Regions from separate parts of the Homo sapiens genome. Here region 1 is linked to region 2. Evidence: chromatin loops called from intact Hi-C (ENCODE). Cell type or tissue: mammary epithelial cell. All regions are shown on one strand. Each heading gives the region's core, and the rest is flanking DNA. Links, peaks and the distances in the headings are about the cores only.

Region 1 (4,396 bases), core at 94-4,093, 170 kb before region 2:
AAGACATTATATTTCTGAAATCCATTCATGTTGACACACTGTATTAGTTTGCTCCAGCTGCCATAACAAAATACCACAGACTAGGGGCTTAAACAACAGAAATTTACTTTCTCACCAGTTCTGGAGGCTGAAGTTCGAGATCCAGGCATGGGCAGGATCAGTTTCTCCTGGGGCCTCTGTCCTCGGCTTGCAGATGGCATCTTCTCCCTGTGTCCCCACATGGTCCTCCCTCTGTGTGAGTCTGTGTCTTCATCTCCCCTTCTTATAAGGACACCAATCAGGTTGGATTAGGGGCCACCCTAAAGACCTCACTTTAACTCAATCACCTCTTTAAAGAACCCACCTCCAAATATAGTCCTGAGGTCCTGGGGGTTAGGACTTCAACAGAGGAATGCTGGGGAGACACAATTCAACCCATAGCATGCATATAATTGTAGTTTGTTAATTTTCACTACTCTATAGTATCCCATTTTATGAACAGACAAAAGTATATTATTTATTCTACCAACAATGGATATTTTGGTTATTTCCAGTTTTTTGTTATTATAGATGATACTGCCACAAGCAACCTGGCTCCCATGAACATGTAGCATATATGCATCTCTATATTTACTGTTAATCCCAATTCTTTTACAAAGTGGTTGCACCAGTTTACACTCCCACCAGCAGCATATCGGAGTTACTCCACATTCTTACCAATATTTGGTATGGTCAGAATCCTTAACTTGCTAATCTCATGGTTGCAAAATAATATCTCTTTTGTGGCTTTAATTAGCCTTTCCCAGATTACCAATAAGGCAGTGAATCTTTTCATTTGTTTATGAAATGCTTTTTCATTTCCTCTGTCCATTTTTCCACTGGGTTGTTCACTCTGCCTTACTGATTTGTCAAAAGTCTTCGCATATTGCAGTTGCAATTACTTTGATCACCTGTGGCTTGTCTTTTCAGATTCTCTTGCCAATTTTTGTCCACCTTGGCTCCTCTTCTTTTGCCCGTCTCTTGTTCGTGTCCCTCTTGGGTCCTGTTCTCTCCTTGTTCCACATGTGATCCCATGTCAATCAGTCCAATGAATAAAGTTTCCACTGCATATGCACCTGAATCCTAAGTCTATATCTTCAAAATAGCTCTTAAAATCCACTGAACTCAGCCAGGTGCAGTGGCTCATGCCTGTAATCCCAGCACTTTGGGAGGCTGAGGTGGGCAGATCACATAAGGCCAGGAGTTCGAGACCAGCCTGGCCAACATGGTGAAACCCCTTCTCTACTAAAATTACAAAAATTAACCAGGTATGGTGGTGAATGTCTGTAATCCCAGCTACTTGGGAAACTGAGGCATGAGAATCGCTTGAACCCAGGAGGCGGAGGCTACAGTGAGCCAAGATCATGTCACTGCACTCCAGCCTGGGAGATAGGGCAAGACTCTGTCTCAAAAAAAAAAAAAAAAATCCACTGAACTCTTCATGCTCTTTTCCTAACCTGTGAACTTTTGAACATGTTTACTGCTGTTCAGGGAATACCATCTCCCATCCTGGCCCCTGCTCCTCCCTATACTCTGTATAGCTAACTCCTGTTAACCTGCAAGTCTCAGGTCTCAGCTGAAGGGACCTCTTTTAACCATGCTCCCAGAGTGCCCTATAACTGTCACATCACAGCACTTAGCACACAGTATTGCCATTATCCTTTTACTCGGCTGTCTCTCCCACCAGACTGTAAGTCCCCATGACACTGTACATAGCAGCATGTCTGTACAAAACTGACATGCAATAAATCCTTGATGGTGAATTAATTAATAATTCTTCATGGGTAAAAAATTAGGCTCACCAATAAAACACATGAGCACTCAAATCATTTGTACTATTAAAACATGTATGTAAATTCTACACATTAATCATCAAAACAATGTTAAAATAACCTCTGAACCCTGATCTCCCAAAATAAATGTATTATAAGTGTGTAAAACAGTTACGTTTCATCAATAGCCTCCCCTCAGCCAAGATCACACCCTCTGAAGGGAAGATCCCGGCAGAAGTTTCCACCATCCCCTAAGGATTCTATCATGGGCTCCTTCCCCTCCCCAACCCTGCCCATGCATACCACACATTTCCTCCAGAAGGAAATGGGAACTAGGAAGAATTGCCTAAACTGCTCACACCTGGGAAGCTGGGTGCTCCTGACCAAGGAGAAACTAAACAAATTAAAGTGATGACGATACTGCTCAGCAGTGATTCAGGAGCACGTTTTTCCTGAAGTCATTTGTTTGGCATTGCTACATGCCTAGTCAAAGTCAGAAACGTCAGTTTCCCACTGAATAAACAGCCAGGTGGGAAAGAAAGGGTTGGCAATGGGGCATTTTAACAAATGAGCTGAACTTTTCCTTCAACTTTATTTTCTGGTAGAAATGTTGTAAGTTAAACAGATTTACTATTTTGTTTTCCTTTCCTCTGAGATCAATTTTTCCAAGCAACTTTCTCTTAACTGGGTGTCAGTCAGTAACTTCTAAGTTCCTCTAGTGCAAGGTTTCTCAGCCTCAACACTATTCACATTTTGGGCCAGACAATTCTTTGTTGTGAAGTCCTGTCCTGTGAGTTGTAGGATGTTCAGCAGAATCTCTGGTCTCTACCAGTAGATGCTAGTAGCACTCCTCAAGTTGTGCCAACCAAAACTATCCCCAGACGGTATTTCTGGGATCGAGAGTCTAAAGAGATCTTTTGATTTGCTGCCACTGGCAACTGTTAAAAGAAAAATCTTAGACAAATGAAATTTAACAGAGTTTAATTGAGCAAAGAACAATTCACAAATCGGGCAGCCTTCCGAACCAAAGTAGGCTCAAAGGGACTCCAGCCCTGCAGTGCAGTCCAAGAAGATTTATGGACAGAAAAAGAAAGTGATGTACAGAAAATAGAAGTAGGCACAGAAATAGCCAGATGGGTTGCAGTTCCGCGTTTGCCTTATTTGAGGATGATTTGAATTGTTGGTCACCTCTGATTGGCTGAAACTTGGTTATTGACACAAAAGCAGGTTACAGTCTGTTTATGCATCCAGTTAGGTTACAGTTCACTATGTATGGAGAAACCTTTAGGCTGAACTTAAAATATGTAAGGAAACCACTTTAGGCTAAACTTAATTTAACACTATGATTATCTTGGCTTTAGCCCCCTCCTCAGATAAGGGGCCAATAAATAAACACGGGTATACCTCAGAGATGCTGTCAGTTCGGTTCTAGACCACTACAATTAAGCAAATATCATAATAAAGTCAGTCACAGAAATTTTTTGGTTTTCCAGTGCATAAAAAAAGCTATGTTTACACTATACTATTTTCTATTATGTGTGCAATAGCATTATGTCTAAAAAAGCAATGTACATACCTTAATTTAAAAATATTGCTAAAAAATGCTAATGATCTGGACCTTCAGCCAGTTGTGTTTTTGTCAGCAGAAGGTCTTGCCTCAATGTTGATGGCAGCTGAGTAATCAGGGTTGTGGTTGCTGAAGGGTGGGAAGGCTGTGGCAGTATCTCAAAATAAGACAGCAATGAAGTTTGCCGCATCGGTTGACTCTTCCTTTCGTGAAAGATGTCTTTGTAGCATGAGATGCTGTTTGATAGCATTTCACCCACAGTAGGACTTCTTTCAAAACTGGAGTCAATCCTCTCAAACCCTGCCACTGCTTTCTCAACTAAGTTGATGTAACATTCTAAATCCTGTGTTGTTATGTGAATAACATTCATAGCATCTTCACCAGGCATAGATTCCACCTCAAGAAACCACTTTTTCTGATCATCCATAGAAGCAACTCCTCAGCTGTTCAGTGTTTATCATGAGATTGCAGCAATTCAGTCACATCTTAGACTCCACTTCTAATTTTTGTTCTCTTGCTATTTCTACCGCATCTGAAGTTACTTCCTCCACTGAAGTCTCAAACCCCTGAAAGTCAGCCATGAGGGTTGAAATCAACTTCTTTCAAACTTCTGTTAATGTTGAGATCTTTACCTCCTCTCATGAATCACGAATGTTCTTAATGGCTTCTAGAATGGTGAATCCTCCACAGAAGGTTTTCAGTTTACTTTGCCCACATCCATCAGTGGAACCAGTGCCACATCCATGGCACCTGTAGCCTTATGAAATGTATTTCTTAAATAATAAGACTTGAAAATGGAAAATACTCCTTGATCTACGGGCTGCAGAATGGATGTTATGTTAGGAGGCATGAAAACATTATTCTCCTTGTACATCATCGGAGCTCTTAGGTGACCAGGTGCTTTGTCAATGAGCAGTAATATTTTGAAAGGAATTTTTTTAGCAGTGGGTCTCAACACCGGGCTTAAAATATCCAGTAAAACATGCTGTAAACAGATGAGGGGTTATCTGGGCTTTGTTGCTCTATTTATAGAGCACAG
Region 2 (4,396 bases), core at 125-4,124:
AATAACAGAATGGCCCTCGCTCTGCGGTTTCTAGACCCTGGCACTGTTTTTCAAACTTGACTGTCATAGAGACCGCTGCTAAAAGGAACTGTCTGCACGTCCGTCTGGGTCCATTCTCCTACTCATGACCAGTGGTGGAAATTTTAGGTTGTTTGAAAAAATGTCTTTTAATGGCAAATTAACATTCAAGAAGAGTAATTAGACTTAATAACTGGAAGGCTTTTTTAGTCCATCACTTAAAACACAAACGTGGAAAATGTCACAGAACTCTTGGCCCATGTAGCGCATGCATCTGTCCCATTTCTATACTTTTATCTGAGTGTTCCAGGTTACACTTGTTTTAAATAAGAGAAGAAAGAGGGAGAAATTGTTCATAGTAGCTGCATGGTTAACGGTGTTAGCTAGTTTGAATCAGATTTCTAAATCAGACCAAAAAAACCCCAAAAAACAAAAACCCAGAAAACAGACTAGATGGTGCTTTTGAATAGGAATAATATATAAACCATTGATCTCAAAACACTAAAAACTAGTATATGCTCATCAGTCAGTGAATTAGCTTTTTACTCTAAACTTAAGAGTAAGTTTTGCTTTACTTTTAGAAACTTTTAGAACCAAACATGGGAACTCATGTAATCTAAGTAACTTAGTAGTGAAACTCTATTCTGCTCCCCATTGGGGGAAAAAAAAGCATATGCTTGGTAGAAAGAATGTTAGAACTTGAAAGTAGAAAGAAATGTTAGAACTCGAATCAGGCAAGGTACCATCAGGGCTCAGAGCCACACTGGTAATTCGAATGGCGGAAATTTCATAGAATTGTTGGAGAGGTGTTTAGGATCCTCCAGAGAAACGAACCCATAGGTTAGAGAGAGATATATAGAACCAGATTTATTATAGGGATTTGTTTATGCAATGATGGAGGCCTAGAAGTCCCATGATCTGCTTTCTGCAAGCTGGAGGCCCCGGAAAGTGGTGGTGGAGTTCCAGCCCAAACCCGAAGTCCTGAGAGCCAGGGGAGCCAGTGGCGTAAAGTCCCAGTGGGAGACTGAAGGCCCGGGAACCAGGGGCAGTGACGTGTGAGGGCAAGAGAAATGGATCCTGGCTCATGAAGAGGGAAAGGGGATTTGCCCTTCCTCTGTCTACCTCTTTGTTCTCTCCAGGCTCTAAGTGGATTGGATGATGCCTAAGAGGCTTAAGAGGGCGGCTCTTCTTTCCTTAGTTCACTGATTCAAATGCCAGTGTCTTCCAGAAACACCCCCACAGACAAACCCAGAAATAATGTTTTACTAGCTACCCATCTGGGCATCCCTTCAGCAGTCAAGTGGACATGTAAAACTCACCAGAGGGGCTGAAAGGAGATGTGTACAGAGGGGCAGCTGCAGCAAGCCGCTGGCGCAGGAGCATGAGGAAGGAGCTGAGAGCAGCGCAGCCTGCCTGCTGCTGAGATTCGACCGCAGGGAGCGGGTGTACATGCCGCAGGGACGCAAGACCTGCCAGTGCTGGACAGAGTGGCCATCCACAAAGTCCTCTGAGGTCAGCAGGAGGGGCCCTGCATGCCGACCCACCGGCTGTGCCACCTGGAAAACCACATGCTGGAGAAGAAAAGGAATGCTTGCAGTCCCTCCAGCACCCTCTGTTGGCAAAGCCTGGCATCAAGCGTCACCCAGGATTTCAGAGCAGGGCAGGGCGAGGTCTGCATCTGAGAAGCAGCACCTTCACACCTCCTCCACGCTGCTCCCAGAGCCATCTTTCCAAAATGTGAAATTCATTCTGGCATCCCCCTACCAGAGGATCTTCATGGCTGTCAAACAGAAAGTGTTTCAACTTTTTATTTTGCAGTAGTTTTAGAGTTTCGCAGCAAAGTTGTAAAAATGATACAGCATTCTCAAATACCACTCCTCCAACTTCCTGAGTGTTAACATCTTCTGTAACATTGTAGCACAGTTACCAAAACCGGGAAAGTCTTTGGGAGGAGCTATGCAGGCTGTATTCACACTGCACGTTTTCCCATGAATGCCTTTCTTCTGTTCCAGGACCCAGCATTGCATTCAGATCCTGTCTCTTTAGGCTCCTTCCTTCTGCGACGGTTCCTCAGTCTTTCCTTCGATGATCTGGACACTTTCAAAGAGTGCCTTTAAGTTCTTTTGTAAAATGTTCCTAAATTCTGGTTTTCTGTCAGGTTAGTACATTTTTGGCCAGAATTCCATAGACACAACACTGTGTCCTTCTGTGTTAGTCTCCTTGGGCAGCCGTAATAAAATACACAAACCAAGTGGCTCAGGCAACAGACATTTGTTTCCTCACTGTTTCTGAGGGTGCATTCCAAGGTCAAGGTGCGGGCAGGATGGGATTCTCCCGAGGGCTTCCTTCCCTCAGAGGCTTGTGGATGACATCTCTCTGCCGTGTCCTCACACGCTCTTTCCTCTGTGCGTGCGTGCACCGGTGTCTGTGTGTGTCCAAATTTCTTCGTATGAGGACACCAGTCATGTTAGATTAGGGCTCACCCTCTAGATCTCATGTTAACTCAGTCACCCCACTAAAGGCTCTTGTCTTCAAATGTGGTCACATTCTGAGGTTATAATGGTTAGGGCTTCAATATAGGAGTTTTAGGGGACTGCAGCTCAGCCCATACATTTCAGTGGGTCGCTTATAGATGGGGTATATGATGTTGTCTAATTACTGGTGATATTAACTGTAATCACTTGGTTACGGGGATGTCTGCCAAGTTTTTCCACCATAAAGTAACTACTTTTCACTTTGTAATTAATACATATCTTGGGGACGATAACTTTGAGACTGTGAAAATAGGGCATTTCTCCTTGAACTTTTACCCATCTTTAGCATTCATTCCATTGGCCTGCAGCAGTTCTGTGGTGCTTACCTAATGGTGATTGTCTGTTCCTTTGTTTCTTCCACATTTGCTAATTGGAGTTGTTTTGCAAGGAGAAGCTATTCCTTCTCTGTATATCATTCATTCATGTCTTTTTTTTTTTTTTTTTTTTTTTTTTTTTGGAGATAGGCTCTTGCACTGTCATCCAGGCTGGAGTGCAGTGGTGTGAATGTGGCTCACTGCAGCCTCTACCTCCTGGGCTCAGGCAATCCTCCTGCCTCAGCCTCCTGAGTAGCTGGGACTACAGGCATGTGCCACCACACCTGACTAATTTTTAATTTTTTTCTGTAGAGATAGGGTCTTGCTATGTTGCCCGTGCTGGTCTTGAACTCCTTGGGGTCAAGCGATCCACTTGCCTCCACCTCCTAAAATGCTGGGATTACAGGCATGAGCCACCGCGCCGGGCTCATTTATGTCTTTATGCACTTAGATTTTTTTTTAACTCTATGTATTATAATCCAGTATTCTTATTCTGTTACTCAGATTGTCGTAGCTTTGGTCATTGGAAGCTCCTGCAGTTTGGGTCCTATGTCCTTTCATCATGTTTTCCCAATTTCTTATTTTCAGCTACCACAGGACACTCAGGGTGCATCTTGAATTTTCTTTGCTCCAGCTCTGGAGTCAGGCACTTGAGGGAGCACTGTTTCATTTTATTGGCAAACGGCATTTAGAAATGCACATGCGGGGCAACACGTGCTTGTTGCCGTTGCCTCTCGAACCTCTAGGAGGACAAAGCTTGGAAGTGCATGCCTGTATCTTAGCCCACACAAACCTGCACATCTATATATGGATCTCTCTGCATATGCAGTTAAAAATGAGTTCCTATTGATGAATTCCATTTCCAGTTTAACACCATAGCATTCATTCTAACCTTCTTCTTTTCCTTAATTGTTAACTCCTTTCTCCAGCAGTGAGAAATCCATACTCCGCTGTCTGTAATACATTTACTCATTTGCTCAACTCTAGTATAACATCAAAGTAGTTTCAAATTTGCTAACCCAAATCCCTCTGAGAAGCAGCTTTATTAACTAGAACACATGCCAGTGAACTGTAGCCCATGGGTTCAATCTGGCCCGCTTGATGTTTTTGTAAATAAAGTTTTATTGGAACACAGCCCCGCCTATTTGTTTATATATCACGCATGGTTGCGAGAGAGACCATATGGCCTCCAAAGCTGAAAAGCTTTACTGTCTGACCCTTTATGGACATGGTTTGCTGACTCTTAAAGTCCAAGAATATAGATTTTGTGTACGGCTCTTTTTGTCTTTAGCTTTATGGTGTCCCAGTCAAAATACTGTTTTCCAAGATTGCTTTTTCTTTTCACCTCCTTCAATGTGGTTATTTTATTCATTTGTAATTGAGTTAGATTAATTTGTTACTGCTTGGATTCCATTTTTTTGTTCCCCATACACACATCCTGGTTGATTGTCATTGTGTGTTTTGGATGTGTGAAATATTGATGTGGCTTCCAAGCGTGAGAGCTGTGCACCAGGGTATACACTCAGAAAA

What was found. Hi-C counts contacts between places; a loop is a spot of excess contacts. Peaks named below come from ENCODE experiments on the same cell type or tissue, not always from the same donor. Only the 100,000 strongest peaks of a DNase experiment are listed, where the experiment ranks them.
Region 1: a loop joins it to region 2, with 2.3 times the contacts of the local background. A loop is called at or near these places in 1 of 110 quality-filtered maps.

What each region holds. Positions count from the first base shown.
Region 1 is chr6:4,638,172-4,642,567 of GRCh38, forward strand. No RefSeq gene overlaps it. Among named protein-coding and RNA genes, the nearest start is that of KU-MEL-3, 30 kb to the left of the region's middle. In mammary epithelial cell, for the core only: no CTCF peak of the experiment used is centred there; a DNase peak (open chromatin) is centred at 2,220; H3K27ac peaks cover 260 bases.
Region 2 is chr6:4,804,613-4,809,008 of GRCh38, forward strand. The region is part of intron 1 of CDYL (chromodomain Y like); the gene reads left to right. Among named protein-coding and RNA genes, the nearest start is that of CDYL, 30 kb to the left of the region's middle. In mammary epithelial cell, for the core only: a CTCF peak has its summit at 1,640 (motif pointing left); no DNase peak of the experiment used is centred there; H3K27ac peaks cover 1,168 bases.